Linked DNA regions of Homo sapiens: region 2 is linked to region 1. A link is a contact called in ENCODE Hi-C data. All regions are on one chromosome and are shown on one strand. The core of a region is the stretch at or near the end of the contact, and the rest is flanking DNA. Distances in the headings are between cores, read along the strand shown. Region 1 holds the start of ZNF17 (zinc finger protein 17). Region 2 holds the start of MZF1 (myeloid zinc finger 1).

What was found. A loop is a pair of places that touch in the nucleus more often than their neighbours do. Pooled maps may share reads with other maps.
Region 2: a loop to region 1 is called in a pooled map, with 6 times the contacts of the local background. The contact joins the promoter of MZF1 here to the promoter of ZNF17 in region 1. A Hi-C loop is called at or near these places in 6 of 50 pooled maps.

Annotation. Positions count from the first base shown.
Region 1 is chr19:57,408,994-57,415,059 of GRCh38, reverse strand. ZNF17 (zinc finger protein 17) reads right to left here and starts at 3,899. Exons shown (of 4, transcript NM_001330617.2): 1 at 3,654-3,899; 2 at 1,424-1,464. The coding sequence starts at 1,444. RefSeq lists a silencer at 3,200-3,402 and enhancers at 3,646-3,705, 3,786-3,895.
Region 2 is chr19:58,568,764-58,574,829 of GRCh38, reverse strand. It overlaps MZF1 (myeloid zinc finger 1), which reads left to right and starts at 1,495. Exons shown (of 6, transcript NM_198055.2): 1 at 1,495-1,775; 2 at 3,401-3,836; 3 at 4,303-4,486; 4 at 5,244-5,314; 5 at 5,433-5,553. The coding sequence starts at 3,441. MZF1-AS1 (MZF1 antisense RNA 1) reads right to left here. Exons shown (of 6, transcript NR_027334.2): 2 at 5,835-5,917; 3 at 4,373-4,446; 4 at 2,875-2,972; 5 at 2,007-2,252; 6 at 33-1,913. RefSeq lists enhancers at 1,121-1,550, 1,611-1,700, 1,069-1,928, 1,929-2,790.

The DNA of each region.
Region 1 (6,066 bases), core at 2,650-5,149:
GTCCTCCATTCTGCAGGCAGAGGAAGCCTCTTAGAATCTAGGTCAAATCTGGCTGGGTGCAGTGGCTCAGGCCTGTAATTCCAGCACTTTGGGAGGCTGAGGCGGGCAGATCATGAGGTCAGGAGATCGAGACCATCCTAACACGGTGAAACCCTGGCTCTACTAAAAAATACAAAAAAAAGTTAGCCGGGCATGATGGCAGGTGCCTGTAATCCCAGCTACTTGGGAGGCTGAGGCAGGAGAATGGCGTGAACCCAGGAAGCGAAGCTTGCAGTGAGCCGAGTTCACGCCACTGCACTCTGGCCTGGGCGACAGAGGGAGACTCCGTCTCAAAAAAAAAAAAAAAGAATCTAGGTCAAATCACCTCTTTTTTCTTTCTCAAACCTTCCCTAGCTACTACCCCCCTCAGATTAAAGACCTAGAACCACTGGGCACGGTGGCTCATACCTGTAATCCCAGCACTTTGGGAGGCTGAGGCAGGCAGATCACTTGAGGCCAGGAGTTCGAGACCAGCCTGGCCAACATGGTGAAATCCTGTCTCTACTAAAAATACAAAAATTAGCTGGGTGTGTTGGTTCATGCCTGTAATCCCAGCTACTTGGAAGGCTGAGGCAGGAGAATTGCTTGAACCTGGGAGACAGAGGTCGCAATGATCCGAGATCACATCAATGCACTCCCGCCTGGGCGACAGAGTTAGCCTCTGTCTGGAAAAAAAAAAAAAAACAAGGCCAGGTGTGGTGGCTCAAGCCTGTAATCCCAGCACCTTGGGAGGGCCGAGGCAGGCAGATCACGAGGTCAAGAGATTGAGAACATCCTGGCCAACATGGTGAAACCCCATCTCTACTAAAAAATACAAAAATTAGCCGGGCATGGTGGCGGGTGCCTATAATCCCAGCTACTCGGGAGGCCGGGGCAGGAGAATCGCTTGAACCAGGAAGGCGGAGGTTGTAGTGAGCTGAGATCGCGCCACTGCACTCCAGCCTGGAGACAGAGCAAGATTCTGTCTCAAAAACAAAACAAAACAAAAACAAAAACCTAGACAACCTCAGGCTGCCATTCCATGCCTGATCCCTGCATGCCCCGACCTCCTGCCCTGCTGCTGTGCTCCTTATCCTTGCCAGCTAGAACATTAAGCTACAGTTCTCTAAGCATCCCATCTAAGTCTCACCACCAAGCATTTGAACATTCTAGATCCTGTGTTTGAGATGCCTTGCCAAATCTCAAACCATCAGTTGTGAGAACTAGAACCACTCTATATAACCAGGCACTGAGTTTGGAACCCAGGTCTGGTGGAACTACAGGCTCTCCTTGGACCCAAGGGAGAGAGAAGAAAAGGTGAACAGTCTCAGGATAACACCATTCCCTATATCAGCATGCTGAAACCATCTGGGATGGGTGAAAGCTGGAAACACTCTCCACTCACCTGTCCAGCATCCATAAGCATTGCTGCCACTGCTATGAACCCTGTGGGAAGAGGCAGGCCATGAGGATTAAGACAGCATTGCAGCATCCTACAGGCTGACTGTACAACCACCTCTGGCCCTGCAACTAGAGCAAAGTTATCTGAGGGTACACAGTAAGTCCTCAGGGTTCAGTGTCTTGATGAGGACTGAACTTCCTTAAGTCTCGGTGCCCTTATGTGTAAAATAGAGATTAAAAGGATTGCCAACTAATAGGGCTTATATGGGCATCAAATATAAGTAGTACACACTATGTATCAGCAATTTCTTTCTACTGGATTAAATATTTTTTACATGTTTTCGGTACAAATGACATGGAAGGGTTTTGAAATTTTGGGTGTGTATTTTTCCCACTTCTTACGGTGTTAAGGAAATGTGATACATAAAACTTTCCATTGCAAGCAAATAGAAAAATTAACATTCAGCCGGGCATGGTGGCTCAAGCCTCTAATCCCAGCACTTTGGGAGGCCGAGGTGGGCGGATCACGAGGTGCAGAGATCAAGACCATCCTGGCCAACCATGGTGAAACCCTGTCTCTATCAAAAATACAAAAATTAGATGGGCATGGTGGCGCATGTCTGTAATCCCAGCTACTCGGGAGGCTGAGGTAGGAGAATCGCTTGAACCCGGGAGGCAGAGGTTGCAGTGAGCCGAGACCACGCCACTGCACTCCAGCCTGGCGACAGAGCGAGACTCCGTCTCAAAAAAAAAAAGAAAAAAGAAAAATCAACATTCAACAATTATTAAGTGAATAAATTTAACTATTGGTTACATTCATTTCTAACTGCCGACCTATGTGTACATATTTAGAAGGATACTGGTTCATTAGTGGTTAAATAAATGTTTTATACATTCGGCCGGGCGCGGTGGCTCATGCCTGTAATCCCAGCACTTTGGGAGGCTGAGGCGTGCAGATCATGAGGTCAGGAGATAGAGACCATACTAGCTAACACGGTGAAACCCCGTCTCTACTAAAAATGCAAAAAATTAGCCTGGCGTGGTGGCGGGCACTTGTAGTCCCAGCTACTCGGGAGGCTGAGGCAGGAGAATTGCTTGAACTCGGGAGGCGGAGCTTGCAGTGAGCCGAGATCGCGCCACTGCACTCCAACCTGGGCGATGGAGCGAGACTCTGTCTCAAAAAAAAAAAAAATGTTTTACACATTCATAAATAAATAAGTTGCAGGGAGGGGATAAGCAAGCAGGTCAGTTACTGGTCCCATCAGCAACCAGGCCTGCCTGCTACAAATTCAGTTGCTGGAAGCTTGCTGGAGGCCCTTGACTAGATGTGAGAAAGCCCTACCCCCGTCTGGACCCAATGTCCCCACTAGTCTGGATGACCTTCCTATTGTTCCACAGAGTGGGCCTGGGGGGCTGCTGGGTCTGCAGGTGCAGAAATCTAAACCACCTCACACCTCAGTCTCCAGCCTAGGCCAGTTCCTTAACCCATTCAGAACTCCGTTTTTGCAGATATGAGCCAGAATCCCTCCTATGACAGGTCTGCGCCTTTCTAAAGGTAGCGTCAGGCTTATGGACCCACCCATGATCTGCCCTCCAAAACTCAGCCCTCCAAAATGCAACTCATAATCCTCTCTGAAACCTGCTCCCTAAGCTGACTTCTCCAACTCCATTCTTTCAGATTTTCAGGCCAAAACAAAATCCATGGAATAGACCCTTCACTACCCTCACTGCTACATTTGATGCAGCAGGAAATCCTGTCGACTCTATCTCTGAGATCCATCCAGAATCTCATCACACTTCCCCTCTACTGCAACCCCTCTGGCCCATCCCTACCATAACTCAAGGGGTCTCCTCAGCGGTCCCCTTGTCCTGGTTTAACATCCTGTTTTTCCCAACTTTAAACGTCTACCTCTGGGCATAACCCTTCCTGCACAGCCTTCTACGGCTTTCAGCAGCTCCGCTGCCCTCCCAGGCGAGACTCCGCCTCACCCTCAGCTCCGTGGAGACAAAGACGCTCGGGCTCCCCAGTGCCGCCCGCTCTGCAGCACCTCTAAGCCTCGCACGTGCAGGTCCCTGACAGGAGCTCCCCCGCCTCACAGCACCGCGGACACCGGTACCCCACACAAGAACGCTCCTCTCTTTGGGACACAGGGGCCTGACCTGCAGGGCCCCTCCTCGGGGCTTCGGCACTCGGAGGAGGGATCGGGCGGGGCGCCCTGGGACGCGGCACCCACCTCAGTCAGGTTCATCGGCGCAGCCTCCGCCAGCACAGCCAGGGAAGAGCGGGGCGGGAGCGGCAGTGACCTGGACGCTGACAGAGGCACCAACGCCTGCAACCGATTCAACCGAGCCTCACTCTAGCCTCTGTACAACGGGGAAACCTTTTCTCGCGTTTTTCCGCTTTTTCACCTCAGTCTCGACTCAGCCTGAAGGTGAACAGATCCCAACGCAGCCATATTGACAACCCCAGGAGGCGTTGCAGGAAGTCCCGCCCACACGCATTGCGAACCCCCGTAGACGCCGCTCTGCTAGGCCTTCATTGGCTACACTCGCTGCTTGTGTCCGCCGCTGTGTCTTTTGGGTAATGTAGTTCCCAGGCCACTGCCTGCCCCGCTTCTGAACTTAAGTTAACTCGCGTTCAGGATGAAAGCCAGGAGGATCCTCCTGAGGCTTTGAGAAATGCAGTTGCGGGGCTCCAAGGACGTGGAGGGGCTTCATTGGCTTTTAAACGGCAAGCATCCAGATTTTCCCGGAAGGCAGTCTAGAACAAGTCAGAGAAATGTTTCAGAGACCTGTCCTTTCAGATTCTGTAAAGCACAGCAAGTTCCCAAAAGACGAACATCCGAAGGAACATGGCCAACCATAAAGAACTGGTCTTCCACGCATAGCGGTCAGCTCTTTTGTGCTTGCCAAATACACACAGAACGAAGCTCTGGAGACTGTTTTATGATCTTCAATGTGCTCTGCTGGGCACATTGAAAAGACCCAGACATGGCATGATGGGGAGTTTGAGGAGTAATATCTTTCCTTTCTGAATAATCAGTTATTGTCTTTCAGCCTACCCAGCAACACTTTATTCACATGATACTTATTACTTTATATCTGAGATATTTTCCACTTATTTTAAGAGACTGAAACCTAACTGAAAAGGAAAAGCGACTTATCTACCATTATCTGCCAGAATAGTGTGGCCTTCCACCAGTCAAAGCCCTTGTGCAAAGAAAGCATCTTACTCCTGAGATAAAGGTTTGGGAATGCATGATCTCATCTCATTAGTGGAAAGTGATTTATCATTTCGCCTGAAATTGTATCAACAGTGTCTGCACAGGGAGTTGAAATTGTCTCTGAATAACTCTTGTGAAATGGCTATTACTGAAACTATTAATGACGATTATGTAGATATCCAAAGAAAGTGGCAAAAATAGTTATAGAGAAACATATTTGTGATAGGAGGAAAAAAGCTAAGGTTGTCCTGGAACCTTGGACACACTCAAGTTTGGTGTCCAAAATCTGATTCTTTTTCAAACTTGAAAACATTGTGCATTAACAGCTTGAAGGGAGAGGTAAAGACTATATATTAAAAGAGTTACCAGAAAAGTAAAGCTGAATAGGGAAACTGTGCTGTCGTATTTATTACTCTAACATATTTGATGAACACTCATTCGATGCCAGGTACAATACTAAGTGCATGGGACACATTAGGAGTAGGGTTGCTAGCTGTCTGTGGTCCTCTAAGACACGTAAGACGTATTTAATGAATTAGTCCTCAGTCCTGTATTGACCTTGTCAGGTCACTTTAAATGTCCTGTATTCCGCTTTTTACAATAAATTACAAAACCTCAGAAGTTAGAGCTATTTTTCTACCACTATAATTGTAAATTAAATCACTTAGCAGCTATGTTAGCTGAAAATCATACCCCCACAAATAAAGATATGGACATAGTCTTGTGATCTCTCCTGCAGAATTGGTGAGGGAAAAATAAAATGGAGCACTGAGATATTCAGTAAAGGAGAAGACTGTTTTTTGGCCAAAGTCTTGAAATTTGGTTTATCAAATTACAAAAAGAAGGAAGGAAGGAGAGAGAAAGAAGGAAACGAAAGGAAAAGAAAAAACCACCCAACTGAAGGTCTGGAAGAGTTAAAGCTGTTCAGTAGTGCCAGCTACATGGAAGTTAAGACGGGAGGATTACTTGAGTTCATAAGTTCAAAACCAGTTTGGGCAATATAGTGAGATCCCCGTCTCTGAAAAAACTGAAAATTAAAAACATGTTAATCATTTACCAACAATACATCCCTACCATCCTACAATTCTATTTCTAGATATTTACCAACAGAAACTAAACAAACTTTTTTTTTCTTTTTTTGAGATAGAGTCTCTCTCTGTCGCCCAGGCTGGAGTGCAATGGCACGATCTCGGCTCACGGCAACCTCTGCCTCCCAGGTTCAGGCGATTCTCCTGCCTCAGCCTCCTGAGTAGCTGGGATTACAGGCATGGCCACCACGCCTGGCTGATTTTTGTACTTTTAGTAGAGACGGGGTTTCACCATGTTGGCCAGGCTGGTCTTGAACTCCTGGCCTCAGGTGATCCACCCGCCTCAGCCTCCCAAAGTGCTGGGATTACAGGCATGAGCCACCTCGCCTGGCCCA
Region 2 (6,066 bases), core at 246-2,745, 1.2 Mb before region 1:
AATTTCAAAACAGTTAAAAACATGACTCTCAGTGAGCATGTGTCAAAAGATTTATTTACCGTACTGAGGGAAGCAGCAAGATGATTCTAGGAAGACAGGAAAGGAAGAATAAACACTGGCCGGCCGCGGTGGCTCACACCTGTAATTCCAGCAATTTGGGAGGCCGAGGTGGGCGGATCACCAGAGGTCTGGAGGTCAAGACCAGTCTGGCCAACATGGTAAAACCCCATCTCTACTAAAAATACAAAAATCAGCCGGGTGTGGTGGAGCAGCCTGCAGTCCCAGCTACTCGGGAGGCTGAGGCAGGAGAATCGCTTGAACCTGGGAGACGGAGGTTGCAGTGAGCCGAGATCGTGCCACTGCACTCCAGTCTGGCAACAGCGAGACTCCGTCAAAAAAAAAAAAAAAAAAAAGAAAGAAAGAAAAAGAAAAACACTGAAATAAAAGCACAAAGTTGGATACAAAACTGCTTAGTGAGCTACAAAGCGATACACTGGACAGAAAGCATTTGCAACCTATCAACCTGTACAGGGTAGCATATAACTGGACAGCATCTGGACTCCTAAGTTTTCCTAACAGTTTTACCTCGGATTCTCCCTGTCTCTCTTCGTGCTGTCATCTTTCTCTAGGTCTTCGAAAACTGTCAATCCATCTTACTGTATCTCTAATTTCTGTCCCTTTTCTCCCTTCTTGTTTCTGTCCCTCTCCCTTCTTGTCTACCTCTTGAGTCTGGATATCTGCATTTCTTGTCTCTGTGAACCCATTCTGCGTTTCCTTCTTTGTGTCTCTTTCATCTGCATCCCTTTCTGATCTGCCTCTCTCTTGCTAACTGTTCTGACACCTGTTTGCCCGGCCCTGACCCTCTGATCCACTCAGCCCTCTTATAACTTGGACCCGTGTCTCTATGTTTGTTCACTTATTTTCACTGTCTCTCCTCGCGTCGAGTCTCCGGTCCTCCCAGTCTGTGAGTCTGTCTCTCTGTCTCTCTCTCTCTTCCTCCCGCCGGTCCTTCGTCTCTCTTTGCCCTTGAGTCTCTGGTCTCTCTCCGTCTCTCCTCGCTGTTTCTATCGATCGGCATCTCTCTGCCCCAGTACCCTTCCCCACCTCTTCATCCCACATGCCCCATTGCATTTTCAACGCCCGCCGCGTCTCCGGGTTACCCAGGCGATGTCGAGTCGTGTCCCCAGGTTACCATGGAGACGTTCAGGGCCCGCCCCTCGCCCATGATCACAGAGGAACGTCATCGCGCCGCGCGCGCACGTACACACGAAGGGCCTGCTGACTACATCTGCCGGAAAGCATCGGGCCAAGCCTTTCTCCATTTTGCGGTCTAGGAAGTAGCAGAGGCCCCTTCCTGTAGGGAGTTGCCATGGAGACGCGGTGGGGCACCGACGGAGTTCTAATGACGGCCGTGATTGGTGCAGGATCCTGCTAATCTCAGGAAGGCCCGTAGAGAAGTGAGGAAAACGTGGTGGGGGGCATGCGCGATCTGGTAGGCGGTGCTGCCGTCTGTTGTACCTGAGAGGCTTGCGCATGCCGACGCACGGATTCGAGGCGGGGAGCATGGGAAGAAGCGGCCAGGAGTATGACCTGATCATTGCGACCACCGCTAGGGGAAGGGAGGAGAGGGTGTAGAAACGGGGACGAGGGTGGGGGAAGGGCAAGGAGGCGCTCGAGCTGGTGCGCGGAGCATCCTGGGAGACGTAGTCCAGCGGGAGGGGGAAGTCGAAGACTGCGCGTGCTCAGGAGCGCGGAGCGGCCCGCTGAGCGCAGAGGTGAGGGCGGGGTCCTCTTAACCGGGAGGGCTATCGTGTGGACGGGGGCGGTGGCTGCAGACTCGGGGATTCCGGCTCCCCAGTGAGACCGGAAGCGCGGGGAACGAATCCGGGCAGTCCTTGCGGGAGCGCCCAGGGCTAGAGCGAGAGGCTTGTCAATCACTACTCGTTGCCACGACGACAGGCTTTGGGAGCCCCGCCCCCGGTTGCCTAGGCGTCGTCTGGACCTACCTTGGCACCCTGGAGCGGAAGTTGCCGCCTGGACTTCTGGGAAGTGTATTTCGGGACCCTCCGTAGGTACCTGCCATCTTGGCTATGACCCAAGTCTCTCCCAGGGTTTCAGGTTGACTTGGCACCTTGAAGAGTGGAGGCTTGGCCCCCAGGATGAGGCGGCCCTCGAAATCGATGCCACCCACGGGGGAATGATTCTGCGGTGCCATCCCCTTCATAAACGCAGATTCCTTCCTAAAGCCGCAGCTGCAGAAGGAACAGCGCGAGGAGGGAGGTCAGCCCCACTTGCAAATGGGGAAACAAGTTCTCGAAGGCACAGTGATCTGAAGATGGGCGGAATCAGAGTCTCGGGACTTCCTTGCAGGCTCCTGTTCCGGCAGTCTTGGAGCCTTTGCCGCCCCCCCACCCATTGCGAAGCTCCCCCATCCCCTTCCAACCCCAGCTAAATCAGGAAGCTGAGATGGGGCATTGCGTAGTGTGATGTTGGGCTTAGAAGATGGGGCTGAGTAGGGAGAGAGGGTGCTGCCTGGGAGCTGAGCCATACAAGTGACTGCACAGGTTGACATGGAGGATTAGGTGGAGTGAGGCTTCCAAGCAGGGAGGGGAATGATGGTGGGGCCCAAATGAGGAGCCACATCGAAGTAGATGAGAGAATAGAAGGTGAAGTAAGGGCTGGCGTTGGGTAGGGGGAGACGCCAGCAGTGATGCTGATGCCCAGGCTGTAGGTGTATAGGTGCCATCCACCTGGTAAAGAGAGAGCTGTAGCGCAGGAATGAGGTTGCACATGTAGAAGAAGGGAAGGATACAGGGGAGAGAAGTGTCTTCTAGTCCTAAAAAACAGCCTGTGGGCTGGCATGGTGGAACAAACCTGTAAGTCCCAGCACTTCGGGAGGTCAAGGTAAGAGGATCATCTGCTTGAGCCCAGGAGTTCAAGAACAGCCTAGGCAACATAGTAAGATCCCATCCCTACAGAAAAATTAAGAAATTAGCCGGATGTCGTGGCACACACCTGTTGTCTCAGCTACTTGGGAGGCCGATCTCTGGAGCCCGGGAGGTCAAGTCTGCAGTGACGCATGATCTCGCCACTGCACTTCAGCCTGGGCAACTGACTGACAGCATGTCTCAAAGAAAAGAAAAAAAAGCCTGTGTTTGGAGCAGGGAGACTGTCAGAGACTTTGCACAGGCCCAAGCGGAGAGAAGACCAGGGATACAGGTGGCTAAGGGAGGGCTTCCAGCTGCATAAGTCTGTGGGTTGTAGATGGCCTTTCTTTGCCTGTTTCCTCATCTGCCTTCCACATGGGGTAGGTCTGAGGATCAAACGGTACAGCATAGACTAGGCAGTGAAGCATTCACTGTACTCCTTTTGCAACAGCCTCATCCTATTTCTTCACCAGGGGCAGACACTGGCCTCAGATACCTGACCTGGTACCCTCTATGAGGCCTGCGGTGCTGGGCTCCCCAGACCGAGCACCCCCAGAAGATGAGGGGCCTGTCATGGTGAAGCTAGAGGACTCTGAGGAGGAGGGTGAGGCTGCCTTATGGGACCCAGGCCCTGAAGCTGCACGCCTGCGTTTCCGGTGCTTCCGCTATGAGGAGGCCACAGGGCCCCAAGAGGCCCTGGCCCAGCTCCGAGAGCTGTGTCGCCAGTGGCTGCGTCCAGAGGTACGCTCCAAGGAGCAGATGCTGGAGCTGTTGGTGCTGGAGCAGTTCCTGGGCGCACTGCCCCCTGAGATCCAGGCCCGTGTGCAGGGGCAGCGGCCAGGCAGCCCCGAGGAGGCTGCTGCCCTAGTAGATGGGCTGCGCCGGGAGCCGGGCGGACCCCGGAGATGGGTGAGTGAGTGTCCACGAGTGGGGTTCAGGACTGGAGCATCATCCAGCTCGGCCTCACCCTGGGCAGCACCACGCTTTGCCAGACACACGTTCTCCCTTGTGGTACAGAAGTGGCCACCTGCAACAGAGACCCTGTGCAAGGCTGCCCAGGGCAGAGGGATTCCAGGGCCAGACTCCCCAGCCCATTCCTGCATCACCTGCAGTCACGTGGACATAGGAGCTGCAGGCTAGGGGAATATGGGGAAGGTACTGGAAGGCCACGATGTCAGAGCAGGGGAGGGACTGCAGGTGGTCCCTTCATTCTTTGCTCAGGGCCTAGGGGAGGTAGGTCCTTGGAGGACCTAGTCAGTAGGTATTTACAAGGCAGGCCCCTGGGATCCTACAGTGGGATGGGCACCCACAAACCCCAGGTTGCGGCCAGCCTTACTCTCTGGTAGGACTTCTGATGGTGGGGGCACCTCCCCAGGTCACAGTCCAGGTGCAGGGCCAGGAGGTCCTATCAGAGAAGATGGAGCCCTCCAGTTTCCAGCCCCTACCTGAAACTGAGCCTCCAACTCCAGAGCCTGGGCCCAAGACACCTCCTAGGACTATGCAGGAATCACCACTGGGCCTGCAGGTGAAAGAGGAGTCAGAGGTTACAGAGGACTCAGGTGAGGGCATGCACGGTGGGCGCGCCTAAGGTCTGGTTGGGTGGGCCAGGGAACCTGGCCTGAGCAGTCAGTCTGAAGTCCACTGGGCCAGGTTTGTTATAAATGGAATGGTTTCCATCTGCCAGCAGCCCCCACATTCTACCCAGTCAGGTCTCCCCTCCACCGCAGCCAGTGCTGTCACTACCCCTCACACACCAAGCCTGACTGCCACAGCCCTGTACCCACGAACCCCATGGCATGGAGCAGGCTGTTGGGGTTTCCCAGTACAGATGGCATGTGGTGTTCAGTCCCCAAGGAGATGCGTTAGGCAATATGTGCTTGTCACTGGGGAACAGACAGCAGGCAGAGGTATAATTAGGAGCTGCTGAGGGAGGACCTCGTAGTGTTAGGGGTATGACCCCTTTCACCTCCCAGGCAGGGCACCTGAACTAGCTGCTCACACCCTGCCATTCCTATGTGGACCCTTGTACAATACCTCTGACCCCCGCTGACCACCTTGCCCCATGGTTCACATACGGCTACAGGGGCACAAACCTCAGCCCATCTCATCCCACTGCAGCTCAACCCCTGGCCTTCCAGGGTACTCTGCTTCACCCAGCCCCTGAGCTGGGCCCTCAGCTACCCTGCACTGCCCTCCCCAACCCAAGCCCACAACCAAGAATCCCACCTCTCTGCATCCCAGCACCTGGCACACCACTAAGAAGGGCAGTGGGGTGGAAACTCACTCAGGCTGCCTGATACCAGTTTTCCTCTCTAGATTTCCTGGAGTCTGGGCCTCTAGCTGCCACCCAGGAGTCTGTACCCACCCTCCTGCCTGAGGAGGCCCAGGTAAGTCCTGCCCAGGTCCATGTTCTCCTCCTTTCCCTGGAAGTTGCTGGGTGGGGTCAGGTAGGTCCCTCCCTGAGCCCAGCCAGGCACAGAGGAGCAGTGACCACTGTGATTTCAGAGATGTGGGACCGTGCTGGACCAGATCTTTCCCCACAGCAAGACTGGGCCTGAGGGTCCCTCATGGAGGGAGCACCCCAGGGCCCTGTGGCATGAGGAAGCTGGGGGCATCTTCTCCCCAGGTAAGTGAGATGGGGTGTGGTGGGACTAGGCCTTCCGCATGGACAGCACCATCTCTGCCGACCCCACTCCTGGCCCTACGCAGGCAGCCCTCTTACTCCAGCATCCCCAAGTTCCCCCATTCCCTAGATCATCCCCTATAAGGTTCAACCTCCTCTAGCATCTTCTGCCCTCAAAAAAAGCCACCCACCACTACCACTGATCCCACAGCCCCTCTACTTTCTAGAAACTCCCCACCCTAGTAAAACCTTTTGCAAGCAGGGCGAGTATTCCCCGTACCCACATTCTCTCCCAGTCCTGGTATCCTGGATGGCCTCCTGGGCTTGCATCCTGCTGGTCAGGCATCAGGACAGGTAGGGCTGGGACCTGACAAGGACAGCAGGTTAGTAGACAGAGCAGGTGGGCAGGAGGGACCTTGACACAGGATAGGGATCCTGCCCAATCATCGAAGCATTACGGACCAGAGGCCCCCTGCCATCTACCTCTCAGCCACCACCTTTGTCTGGCATCATCCA